Linked DNA regions of Homo sapiens: region 1 is linked to region 2. A link is a contact called in ENCODE Hi-C or POLR2A ChIA-PET data. All regions are on one chromosome and are shown on one strand. Each heading gives the region's core, a stretch centred on a gene start or an enhancer-like site at or near the end of the contact. The rest is flanking DNA. Distances are from core to core; before and after follow the strand shown.

Region 1 (5,770 bases), core at 1,533-4,032, 160 kb after region 2:
TGTATTTTCAATCTGTGGTTGGTTGAATCCATGGATATGGAACCCGAGGATACAGAGGAATGATGGTATACTTTTCATATCTGAGCTCTAACTGGTTCTTTTTATATCTACATGTTTTTCTTTCATAACCTCCTGTTCTTGTTTGACAGTTGTCATTCCTTCCTTTATCTTTCTGAGTCACCTAACATATTCATTGTACAGCTCTTTCAAGATTAAACTGATATTCTCTATTTCCTCAGATGTAATATCTTCTAGTTGGGGAGTTTGTGGGAATTTCTTGAAGTGGCCACAGATTCATTATCTTCTTTAGGTTATTTCTCCTTGGTCTGGGCCTTCTGCACGTGCATGCTTTTGACCTTATATATTAGGGGACTCTGCACTTCCATGCGTGGGAGACTTTTATCCTTGTCATTGGGCATCTCTGCTTTGGTCTCTGGTTCAAGTTAGCATTTTCCCACCATTTCTCAGTGTCTGGGAGGAATGGGGAGGTTTTGGTGTGTATTTGGTCTCGAGTGGATAGTCAATTTACCATCTGTAAACAGATACAGTTGTGTTGGGTGATGTCCGAAGGTTCTCAGAGACATTTTCAACACAGATAGTACAGAGTGTGGCCGGAGAAGTCCAGTGGGAGAGGATTCTTTTATTTTTTGAGACAGAGTCTCACTCTGTCACCCAGACTGGAGTGCAGTGGTGCAATCTCGGCTCACTGCAACCTCCATCTCCAGGCTCAAGTGATTCTCCTGCCTCAGTCTCCCGAGTAGCTGGGACTACAGGCGTGCACTACCATGCCCGGCTAATTTTTGTATTTTTTAGTAGAGACAGGGTTTCGCCATGTTGGCCAGGCTGGTCTCGAACTTCCCACTTCAGGTGATCTGCCCACCTTGGCCTCCCAAAGTGCTGGGATTACAAGCATGAACCACCAAGCCTGGCCAAGAGAGGATTCTAACAACAATAAATGAAAAATAGCTATGTGGGTTATTTATTATTATCAGGTACCAGCTCTTAACACATCTTACCTTATTTATTCCTTATACAACCAATGAGGTAGGTACTGCTATTATTCCCCTTTTGCAGATGAGACATTGGAAGCTCATAGAGGTGACCTGACTTGCCCAGGCACACTTAGCTAGGGAGGAAAATTTGAACCCAGTTAAAGCAGGTGTTCTTAATCCTGCCTATTTCATTGCATCCTGACAGCATGGATACTAATCTCAGCCTTGCCGTATTGTTAACTGTGTGGTTTCTTGACCCTTTTGTTCCTCTGTGGAAACCAACCTCTACCCTTCAGAGGTGCTATGCAAACTCAAAACTGTGTCCTCACTGAAACAAGTGGAAGTATCTGGGGACATTTAACCTGGTGCATTAGGAAGGGTTTGGGTACTGGATCCCATTGTACCTGGATTCTGGCTGTGCGACCTCAGGCAGGTCACTTGACCTCTCAGAGCTTTGCTTTCCTGATCTGTCAAATCAGGATGATAGCCGTGCTTTACTTTCCTCTCTGGGTAGTGGTGAGTGAAAAGTGAGATGTTCCATGTACCTGGCATACAGTAGGTGCTCAATACACAAGAATTGTTTTCCCTGGAGGAGAGCAGGCTGTTGTGGGAATAGGGAAATGTCAGTGTCAATTCCTCAAATCCCCAAAGGGTTCTAGGGTCCAGAGGAAGGGGAGATTCTCCACGGATGTTAAGGAAAGAATGAATTCTAGCAGGGATGGGTCCAGCAAAGGTGGCTTCTAGCTCTACTCCAGGAAAACTTTTTGGACCATGAGAGCTCACCTAATCTGACAGGTGACTTTTTTTTTTTTTTTGAGGCAGGGTCTCACTCTGATGCCCAGGCTGGAGTGCAGTGGTACATCACAGCTCACTGCAGCCTTGACTTCCTGGGATCAGATGATTCTCCCACTTCAGCCTCCTGGGTAGCTGGGACTACAGGTAGAAACCACCACACATGGCTAATTTTTGTATTTTTTGTAGAGACATGGTTTCATCATGTTGCCCAGGCTGGTCTTGAACTCCTAGGCTCAAGTGATCCACCTACCTTGGCCTCCCAAAGTGTTGGGATTATGGGTGTGAGCCATTGCACCTGGCCCCATATTTTTTAGAATAAACCATTAAACGTATGAATATTTTGGGAATGAACCAATAAATGCATGAATAGTTGAATAAATTAAAGAATGAGTGAAATGTGAGTGAGTGAATGAATGAATGAGCAGATGAAATAATACTCAAAAGGCAGGCGCCATGAGACTGGAATACAGTCTGATTGGATCCTCTCTTTCCCAAAGGGGTGGATGCCGGAGACCTTCCAGTGACTAGGAGTTCTTGCTGGGTTGGGTGACTATAGAATCCTGCAAGGCTTTTACTGTTTGTTTTCTGAGCTCAGTCAAGATTTCCAGACATGGCCAGGCGCTCTGGCTCATGCCTGTAATCCCAGCACTTTGGGAGGCTGAGGCAGGTGGATCACCTGAGGTCAGTAGTTTGAGACCAGCGTGGCCAACATGGCAAAACCCCGTCTGTACTAAAAATACAAAAATTAGTCAGGCGTGGTGGCAAGCATCTGTAATCCCAGCTACTCGGGAGGCTGAGGCAGGAGAATGGCTTGAACCTGGGAGGCGGAGGTTGCAGTGAGCTGAGATTGCACCACTGCACTCCAGCCTGGGTGACAGAGTGAGACTGTCTCAAAAAAAAAAAAAAAAAAAGATTTCCAGACATGGGAACCTCTTGAACACATGAGCAGGCCACATGGTGTGGCAGAACATTCTCTCTAGTGACTTTAGAGGGGATGAGCTCCCTGTTACAGAAGAGGACCAAACAGAGCTTTGATGTCACTGGTCAAGGCAGCTGCGGAGGCTGCTTGGCTGGGGTGGGGCTGGCCTGCGATGGGGCCATCTCTGAGAGAGACCCTTTTCCTGTTTCTTCATCCCCCTCCGGCCACTGCAAGGAGTGCTGCCTGTCTCGCCACCCTCCGTTAGCACTTCCTCTGCGACCACAGGAAGGCCCAGCCCAGCTCTTACTGTGTTTTCTTTAAATAAACTCGGGCAGCAGAACTATCTGCTGCCCCATCTCCCTCTGGGTTCCTGTGGAGGTGTAGGGGGCGGTGGTTAGGGGGGTTCAGGCCAAGCCACAGACGGGAAGGACTCAGACCACAGTGATAACAAATTTTCCTCTATCTCAGTGGTGTGGCCTGAGAGCTGACTGCTCAGAGTCACTCTGGCCTGTCCTTTCTTTATGTGACTACCAGCCCACACTCACTTCTCTTCCTTGGGCATTGCTGATTCTGGTGTGGCTCTTGGGGACCCCTGGGCTGTGTTCCTCTTCCTTTCCAGCCCAGCTGTGTTCATCTCGGAGCTTGCCTACCACTTCTGTCTTCTCTCCTAGAGCCAAGGTGGTACTTTCTAGATGCTGGCCCCAGAGCTCCGGGATGTGCCGTGGACCTCTACACAGATGTTCATCAATTCCTGGGCTCTGGTCAACATCCGTTGAAGTTGGAATGGTTGTTGGGACCCCCTCTGATGTCCCCCCAAGACAGGGCCAGGAATGTGGCAGGGGAATTCTGTGGCTAGTGGGGGACCCCAAGTGAGGGCTTGTCTGGGGTCTTGTCTGGGGCTCAGGTGAGCTGTCTGGGCAGTGGAAGACCCAGGCCCAGCCCTTTGTGGGGAGAGAGGACCCATTCAGGCTCACTGCACCTCACTGTTATGGGTTCTGCCCTTTTGAGTATTCCTTCATCTGCTCATTCATTCATTCATTTACCCACGCTTCACTCAATTTTAATTTATTCAAATATCCATGCATTTATTAGTTCATTCCAAAAAGATATTCATGCATTTGTTAGTTCATTCAAAAAATCCATGCATTTATTAGTTCATTCTAAAAAATAGTCATGCATTTATTAGTTCATTCAAAAAAATCCATGCATTTATTAGTTCATGCAAAATAATCCAGGCATTTATTAGTTTATTCAAAAAAAATCCATGCACTTATTAGTTCATTCAAAAAAAATCCATGCACTTATTTGTTCATTCAAAAAAACCACACATTTATTAGTTCATTAAAAAAATTCATGTGTTTATTAGTTCATTCCAAAAAATATTCATGCATTTATGAGTTAATTCAAAATAATCCATGCATTTGTTAGTTCATTCAAAAAATCCATGCATTTATTAGTTCATTCAAAAAAAATCCATGCACTTATTTGTTCATTCAAAATCCATACATTTATTAGTTCATTAAAAAATTCATGTGTTTATTAGTTCATTCCAAAAAATATTCATGCATTTATTAATTCAAAAAAATCCATGCATTTATTAGTTTATTCAAAAAAAATCCATGCATTTATTAGTTCATGCCAAAAATCCATGCATTTATTAGTTCATTCAAAAATATTCAGGCATTCATTCAAAAAATATTTATGCATTAAATAGTTTATTTTAAAAAATATTCATATATTTATTAGTTTATTCCAATAAATACTTTTACAGGGCCTTCCTCCTTCATTCCTGATCCTGGGGTGGAGGTGAATTGAGGAACATATGAACACTGGTTTTAGGAGTCTAAGATGCTTATACTTTCATAAGCACACCCCAGAGGCTTTTAAGCAAAGGATAAATGGAATTTCAAAAAGCTACCTCTGGGCTCATGGTGGGTTTGTGGGGGACAAGGGTGGAGGCTGGTGGGGGCCCAGGTGGGATAGAAAATGCTTGGGCGGGGACCAGGGCTGTGGGGACTGGAGAGAGGGGTGGATGCAACTGTGGAGGAGCGATTAGTGGGAGGTGGCATGAATGGGGCCAGGGGAGAAGGATTTGAGGGGTGTCAGTGGCAGCTTTGGGGCCAGAGTTGGTGGCGGTACTCACATGCTAGGAGAAGAATGCTGCTTACTTTTGGAATCTCTGACTGTCCCTGGGTCAGCCACTTAACTTTTCCTGAGCCTCAGTTGCATGGTCTGTAAGTGGGGATGATATGCTCCTGACAGAGGGTATGGTAGCCCTAGGTGTCTATAAGGGCTCAGTGAACTTGGACACCTGAGCAAGGTTATGTTATTAGCCTGGCTACCAGGAACAAAGCTCAGAGACAGCTGCAGGAAATTGCAAACCCAGGGCGTCCCGTCTGGCACCTGTGGACCAGGGTTCACCTAACTGCAGCTGCTTCCCCAGCCCATGTGATGTGGGCAGGTGTGGAGCCGCCTACCACTACAGCAAGTGGCAACAGGTGGGGAGGTGGTCCAGATGTCTTTCGGCTTCAGAGTTGGTCCTGGACTTGGGTTCTGGAGTCTCCCCAGTGACCAGGATTTCTCAGAGGGGGTCCCAGGTATGGACACTGCAGACCCTCCTGTGACTAGGAGTTCTTAGAGGAGGTCCTGGGCATGGGCACTGGAGTCCCTCCCATGAATAGAAATTCTCAGAGGAGTTCCTGGGCATGGGCACTGGAGTCCCTTCTGTGACTAGGTGGTCCTGGGCATGAGTGCTGGAGACCTTCCAGTAGCTAGGAGTTCTTGTTGACTTGGGCGACTGCAGAACACCACAAGGCATTGATTGATTGATTGATTGATTGAGATGGAGTCTTGCTCTGTCGCCCAGGCTGGAGTGCAGTGGCGCAATCTTGGCTCACTGCAACCTCCGCCTCCCGGGTTCAAGTGATTCTCCTGTCTCAGCCTCCTGAATAGCTGGGACTACAGGTGCATGCCCTCATGCCTGGCTAATTTTTTGTATTTTTAGTAGAGACAGGGTTTCACCGTGTTAGCCAGGATGGTCTTGCTGTCCTGACCTTGTGATCCG
Region 2 (6,281 bases), core at 3,018-5,517:
GTCTCGAACTCCTGACCTCAGGTGCTCCACCTGCCCCAGCCTCCCAAAGTGCTGGGATTACAGGCGTGAGCCACTGTGCCCGGCCGGGACTTCTTAAAAGAAAACTGGAGACCGGGCGTGGTGGCTCACGCCTGTAATTCCAGCACTTTGGGAGTCTAAGGCGGGCGGATCATGAGGTCAGGAGATCGAGACCATCCTGGCTAACGCGGTGAAACTCCATCTCTATTAAAAATACAAAAAATTAGCCGGGCATAGTGGTGGGCACCTGTAATCCCAGCTACTTGGGAGGCTGAAGCAGGAGAATGGCGTGAACCCAGGAGGTGGAGCTTGCAGTGAGAGGAGATTGTGCCACTGCACTCCGGCCTGGGAGACAGAGCAAGACTGTCTCAAAAAAGAAAAAAAAAAAAAGAAAAAAAAAAAAAAAGAAAACTGGAGAGTCCCCATCCCATTTGGTTTCTGGACAAGGGAGAACGCTGCCACAGTGGGTACTGGGGACCTCAACCACAGCTGGAGGTGGGGACCTGGGTCCCAGGATTGGGGTGATGGGAAGACAGGACACAGGTGGGCTGTGAGGCCTGCACCTGTGGACCCAGGTGGTCCTCCCAAGATGTGATCAATCCATGACTGCTGGGCTCGAGCCCACTATGCTTTGGATGGACAAGGGATGGGAACACAGCATAGGCTGGCTCATGGCGCCTTCTTTATTGTCCACCCCAGCCCCCCTTCCCTGCAGCCCCCTCCAAATGACAAAACTACCCACATCCCATGGCCCACCCCCAAAGCGGCGGGATTCAGAGCTGCGAGAACACTGGAAGCTCCCCCTCTGACAGCAGCGGCGACACCTTGGGTGCAAGCGGGGCCGGATCTGGGTGGGGCAGAGGAGGGGGGCGCCTGAGCCTCAGCGCCTTGGGCCCCCGCCCCCCTCTCCACCCGCGCATTCCTCGGCCTTACCCGCGGGGGCGTCGGGGCGCGGCGGCCCGGCCGCGGGGGCCGCGGGGGCGCCGGGGCGGTGGTCCTCCAGGTGCAGGGTCATGGCGGGCCGCGAGGCCGTGGAGAAGGCGCACTGCATGCACGAGTAGCGGCCGCGTGTGTGCTCCCACACGATGCGGCTCGGGGCCGCGTGCCCTGCGGGCAGGCGGGACCCCGTCAGTCCCGGGCTCCCCCAGCCCAGAAGACCCGTGCGCCAAGGATGGAGGACGCCGGCGAGGGTGGGTGGGACTTTTTCCCGCCCCCCATCAGCTTCCGGGCGCCTAGTTCAGTTTCTCCCGGGTCTGTCTGCCCCTAGAGTTGGGGGCACCCAACTTGGCTTCTCCGCGTCCCCTACTATCATCCCCAGATTCACTGTTGGGGAGAAGCCCGCTCCGAGGTGAACGGTGAAAGGGGCGCAAGGTTTATACGGGAACGCCGGCGCAGATGAAGGCGCAGGTGCCAGTCATTTTTAAGGCAAAAATCCTGTATTTCGGGACGGTGGCATTTGTGCCCCCTGGGAAGGGGATGAGCACTGCTGCCTCCTGGTATCCACCAGACCCCGCAGGGCGCAGGAAAGAAAGCCCCTCCACCCCTCCCTGGTGGTCACCTGCACGCACCTGAGGGCGCGTCGGAGCCGCCCTGGGGTCTTCGGGGGCTGCTGCCAGCACCTGCGGTAAAGGGGCGGGTCAAGTTCAGAGTCAGGGCGAGCCCAGCCAGCCCTCCTGGAGGCCCCCGACCCCACACTCACCTTGGCTCTTTTTCCAGACGGCGGCGCTGGAAGCCGGCGGCCCGGGTGCAGCGGCCAGGAAGGGGCGCAGGCGCGGGGGGCTTAGGCCAAAGGGCGCAGGGTTCAAGTAGGGCAGGAACGGTCCGGTGGGGGCAGGGGCGGGGGTCGTGAAGGGTTCCAGCAGCGGGAACGGCAGGCCCGGCGCTGATGCGGGGTCAACCTCCGGGGGGCGCTCCGGCGCGGGCGGCTCTCGGTCCAGGGCCGGGGGTGGCGGCGGGGCTGGGCTCTGCGCATGCTCCGCGCAAACATGCAGGTGCTTGAAGAGCGAGCGGTGCGTGCGGAAGCGCAGGAGGCAGTTCTCACACCTGGAGGTGGGCAGAGGGCTGGGCTGGGCTGGGCCTCCAGGGGCACCAGGGAGAGTGTCCTGTGCAATGCCACCCGCCCTTCGAGCGTGGGAACGGAGCCTGGGCACTAATCACCTCCCCGCTCCTGTACAACTGTGGCAGCGACCCTTCCTGACCACTTCGGGTGGGAACCTGGGGAAACCCGGAAAGAAGTCTCAATTTTAAGTTAGGCGGCCGGTTTTCCACTTGGGAGGTAAAGCCTGGCTGGGTGGGGCCACGCCCACGTATGCCCCGCCCCATCCAGGGAGTTGAGGGCGGGGCTTCCCCAAAGGCCCACCCACATCAAGTCCCGCCCTCCAACACCCTGACCAGGAAGGGAGGAAGGCCTGGAGCCCACACATAGGGTGAGGCTAGGGCAGGGCGGAGCTCAAGAGGTCAGGGTCTCACTTGAAGTAGCGATTGGGTTTGTAGTGCAGTTTGCTGTGAGCCACCAGCTCCTGCATGCTGGGGAAGGTCTCGGTGCAGCTCAGGGCTGAGCAGCGGAAGAGCTTGCCTGGTAGGGATGAAGGACAGAGAAGTGGAGACAGGTGGCCAAGGCTGGCTCCGAGGGGCTCCGCCTGTTTCCCACCCTAACCTGCCTCCCCATTACCAGTCCTGGCCCTACCTTCCAGGGACTGTGTGGGCGGGCAGTGGGTTCGCAGATGCTGTGCCAGGTCACGGACGCTGGGAAAACTGAGGCAGCAGCCAGGGCTGGAGCAAGGGATTTGCTTCCCTGCAGGACGCACAGAACAGTGGTCACTGGTCCCTTCCTCACTAGTGCTGTCCCTGACCCCAGGGTTCTGCCCCAGAGAAGCAAATATGATGTGCTGGGGCCTTTACTCTCTGCCTACCACAACAGACTGGTCTGCCACAGTGCAGGGGCTGGACTGGCCAGGCTCACCATTGGAGCCACAGCCTGGCATCCACCGGCTGCTCCGTAAAATGATGAGTGGCATCCCTCTAGAAAGGCCCTGAGGTTAGAGATTCTCTACGTCTCGCTTCTATTGTTTCAGGGACTGTGATTCCCCAGAAGACCCCATCACAGATCACCTGGAGGTGGGCGTCGTCTGGGAGGCCGCAGGTCCTCGCTGGTCCCGGAGACTATGCTGGTCAGGCCAGGGCTGGGTCCGGGGCCAGGCTGGCAGCTGTCTGGGGCTGGGGAGGAGCCCTGCTGCATCCCTCCAGCCCCTCCACGTTCCCACACTGGCGGTGTGGCTGCCTGCTCAGGGCCTGGCTCCTCCGACATGGAGGAGGAAGGGGCTGCAGCTGGCACAGCCGGGGACAACACCTCCTTGTCGGTCTCACTGGAGCTGGGCTCTGCAGTGGCCAGCATGTCTGGGATGGGCCCTGAGGGTTTCTCCTCCTGGTGGAAGGAAGAGGCGGAGAGAACCCTTCTGGGCTCTGGGTCAACCCAGTCGGCCCCCATCCTAAGGAATCACCAGCAGGAGAGGATAGGGGAATACGTAAGGGTGGACTAAGCTCTTTTTTTCTTTTTATAAAGATGGGGTCTCGCCATGTTGCCCTCACTGGTCTTGAACCCCTGGTCTCAAGTGATCCTCCTGCCTCAGCCTCCCAAAGTGCTGGGATTAGAGTCGTCAGCCACTGCACTGGCCCGGATTGAGCTCCTTATGCATACGGGAGAAACATCTGCTCTCCTCAACTAGGATAGGTGGGAGCCCCAGTATGCACACAAGCGTGGCCTAGAGGGAGTGGGCGGGGCCAAGGCTACGGAGGCGGGGCTATGGGCAGGCATGGACTGGGAAGATGCTAGAGGAGCTAGACATGGATTGTCTGAGGACCGAGACCGGCCGGCCTCGAGCAGTGTGGACAATCTTGGAGGTGCTGGGGGCCCGGATGTAAGAAGTTTAGGGGCGGAGTCCTAGCCTGACGGGCGTGGTCCATTCCGGGCCGGGCCCGGAAGTAGGGCGCTCTCCGAGTGACAGCCAGCGGCGGACGGGTGCCCGGATGTGGGGGCGGGGTCGGCCGGAGGCTGTAGGCGCGACAGGGCCGCTCCCCGCCAGTCCCCGCAGCTCCGCCGCGCCCGCGACCCCGGTGCCGCGCTCACCATCTTCGACACGGCTCGGCCTCTTGTTTCTGCGGCTCCGGCGGCTGCAGCTTAGGCGGCGGCCACCCTCTGGGCAGTGCGAGTTCGCGCTCACGTCAGCGCCATTTTCCACCTCTCAGCTCTCGCGAGACTGGGGGCGGGGCCTGCGCAGGGCGCTCGGAGAGGGGGCGGGGCCTGAGGGCAGAGTCACCCTGGAGCTCAGGTCGGACGCTGGTGCAATCTTGCTATCTATCCCCGGGCAGTCAGCGCGCACTTCAGCAGACTCCGTGCACGGAGATCCGGGATGACCTCGCTGTCCTAGTCTTCAAAGTGGGCACCTTCATCCCTCTAGTCTTGTCCCAAGATCAGCCCTGGACAGGCGATAAACAGCAGTTCTTTCTTTATATTTTTTATTTTTTTTTGAGACAGAGTTTCGCTCTTGTTGCTCAGGCTGGAGTTTAATGGCGCGATCTCGGCTCACTGCAACCTCCGCCTCCTGGGTTCAAGCGATTCTTCTGCCTCAGCCTCCCAAGTGGCTGGGATTACGGGCGCCCACCACCACGTCTGGCTAATTTTTTGTATTTTTAGTAGAGACTGGGTTTTACCATGTTGTCCAGGCTGGTCGTCACCTCCTGACCTCAGGTGATCCACCCGCCTCGGCCTCCCAAAGTACTGGGATTACAGGCGTGAGCCACCGCGCCCGGCCAGTTCTTTATTTTTTATAGTGTTGAGACAGGGTCTTGCTCTGTCGCCCAGGCTGGAGTGCAGTGATGCGATCATAGCTCGCTACAGCCTTGACCTCCTGGGTTCAGGCGATCCTCCCATCTCAGCCTCCCGAGTAGCTGGGATTACTGGCGTGTGCCACCATGCCCAGCTAATTTTTAAATTCTTTTTAGAGACAGGGTCTCTCTGTGTGTTGCCCAGGCCGGTCTCAAACTCCTGGGCTCAAGCGATCCTCCCGCCTTGGCCTCCCAAATGTTAGGATTGCAGGCGTGAGCCACCTCGCCTCCCCTTGCACTCACATTTTAAAATGGGGAAACAGCATCGCTCGAGCCAGGGACGTCGAGGCTGCAGTGAGCGTGATGGCACCACTGCACTCCTGCCTGGTCGAAAAAGCGAGACCCCCATCTCTAAAAGTTAAATAAAAATGGGGAAATAGTAAATCAACAAGTGCAAAAACAATCTTTTGTCCTATTCAGAGCAATGAAGGAAACAATGAAATGTCGAAGTGATGGGTCAGGGAAGCCACTCTGAGGAGGTGACTTCGGAGCTGTCTCCAGATGATCAAGGAGTGAGCTGGTGGAAAGCCCGAGGAGCAGGGGGCTCTACCGGATAGCTGGTGGTGATGTCCTGGAGTGGGGCAGGACGGGCTTATTTTGGTCAAAGAGCAGCGAGGTGGCCAGGGCACCACTGGAGCAGAGTGGAGGCGGGGTGTGGAGGTCAGAAAGCGAATATGGTGCGCGGCAGGTCACGCAGGGCCATGGGAGTGGTGCAGAGAGAGGAGTGTGGTTTATGTTGTAACCACTGATGAATTTTTAGCAGGGGGAGGCGCATCATCTGATTCCTGGCAGTCACTTGGAGTAGGATGGGCTGTTGAGAGGGCGGTAAGGTAGATCTAACATCTTAGATCTCTCTGCTGCCATATCATCTAAGATGAGATCATCTTAGATCTCATCATGCTGCCATTCAAGAGGTATTCGTTGAGTTCTAGGCAACTGTAGGGTTTTTTTTGTTTTGTTTTGTTTTTTTTGGACGACATCTTGCACTGCACCCAGGCTGGAGTGCAGTGGCGCGATCTCAGCTCACTGCAACCTCCGCCTCCTGGGTTCAAGCGATTCTCCTGCCTCAGCCTCCCAAGTAACAGGGATTACAGGCATGTGCCACCATGCCAGGCTAATTTTGTATTTTCAGTAGAGATGGGGTTTCTCCATGTTGGTCAGGCTGGTCTCAACTCCCGACCTCAGGTGATCCGCCTGCCTCAGCCTCCCAAAGTGTTGGGATTACAGGCATGAGCCACTGCACCTGGCCACAATTGTAGGTTTTATGTGCAGTGTATTTCCATCTGCAAAGCAAGTTGTACCTATGCACTTTTTTTTTTTTTTTTTGAGACAGAGTCTCACTCTGTCCCCCAGGCCGCAGTGCAGTGGCATGATCTTGC

Evidence for each region. A loop is a pair of places that touch in the nucleus more often than their neighbours do. ChIA-PET counts read pairs that join two places held with the same protein, here RNA polymerase II (POLR2A). Pooled maps may share reads with other maps.
Region 1: a pooled map shows a loop between it and region 2 (3-fold over the local background). The contact joins the enhancer-like site here to the promoter of ZNF414 in region 2. A Hi-C loop is called at or near these places in 1 of 50 pooled maps. POLR2A ChIA-PET finds 5 or more read pairs at or near these places in 4 of 52 experiments (WTC11, activated CD4-positive, alpha-beta T cell, activated naive CD4-positive, alpha-beta T cell and 1 more).

What each region holds. Positions count from the first base shown.
Region 1 is chr19:8,668,314-8,674,083 of GRCh38, forward strand. The region is part of intron 3 of NFILZ (NFIL3 like basic leucine zipper); the gene reads left to right. Among named protein-coding and RNA genes, the nearest start is that of ACTL9, 28 kb to the right of the region's middle. RefSeq lists an enhancer at 3,235-3,284. Within about 2 kb of position 2,783, at least 3 of the 41 ENCODE cell types and tissues checked have a DNase peak (open chromatin) inside an H3K27ac peak, as active enhancers do.
Region 2 is chr19:8,509,900-8,516,180 of GRCh38, forward strand. It overlaps ZNF414 (zinc finger protein 414), which reads right to left and starts at 4,268. Exons shown (of 8, transcript NM_001146175.2): 1 at 4,145-4,268; 2 at 3,130-3,442; 3 at 2,705-2,812; 4 at 2,488-2,593; 5 at 1,718-2,061; 6 at 1,587-1,637; 7 at 952-1,125; 8 at 1-865. The coding sequence starts at 4,147. The coding sequence ends at 792. RefSeq lists an enhancer at 1,500-2,390 and a silencer at 3,969-4,278.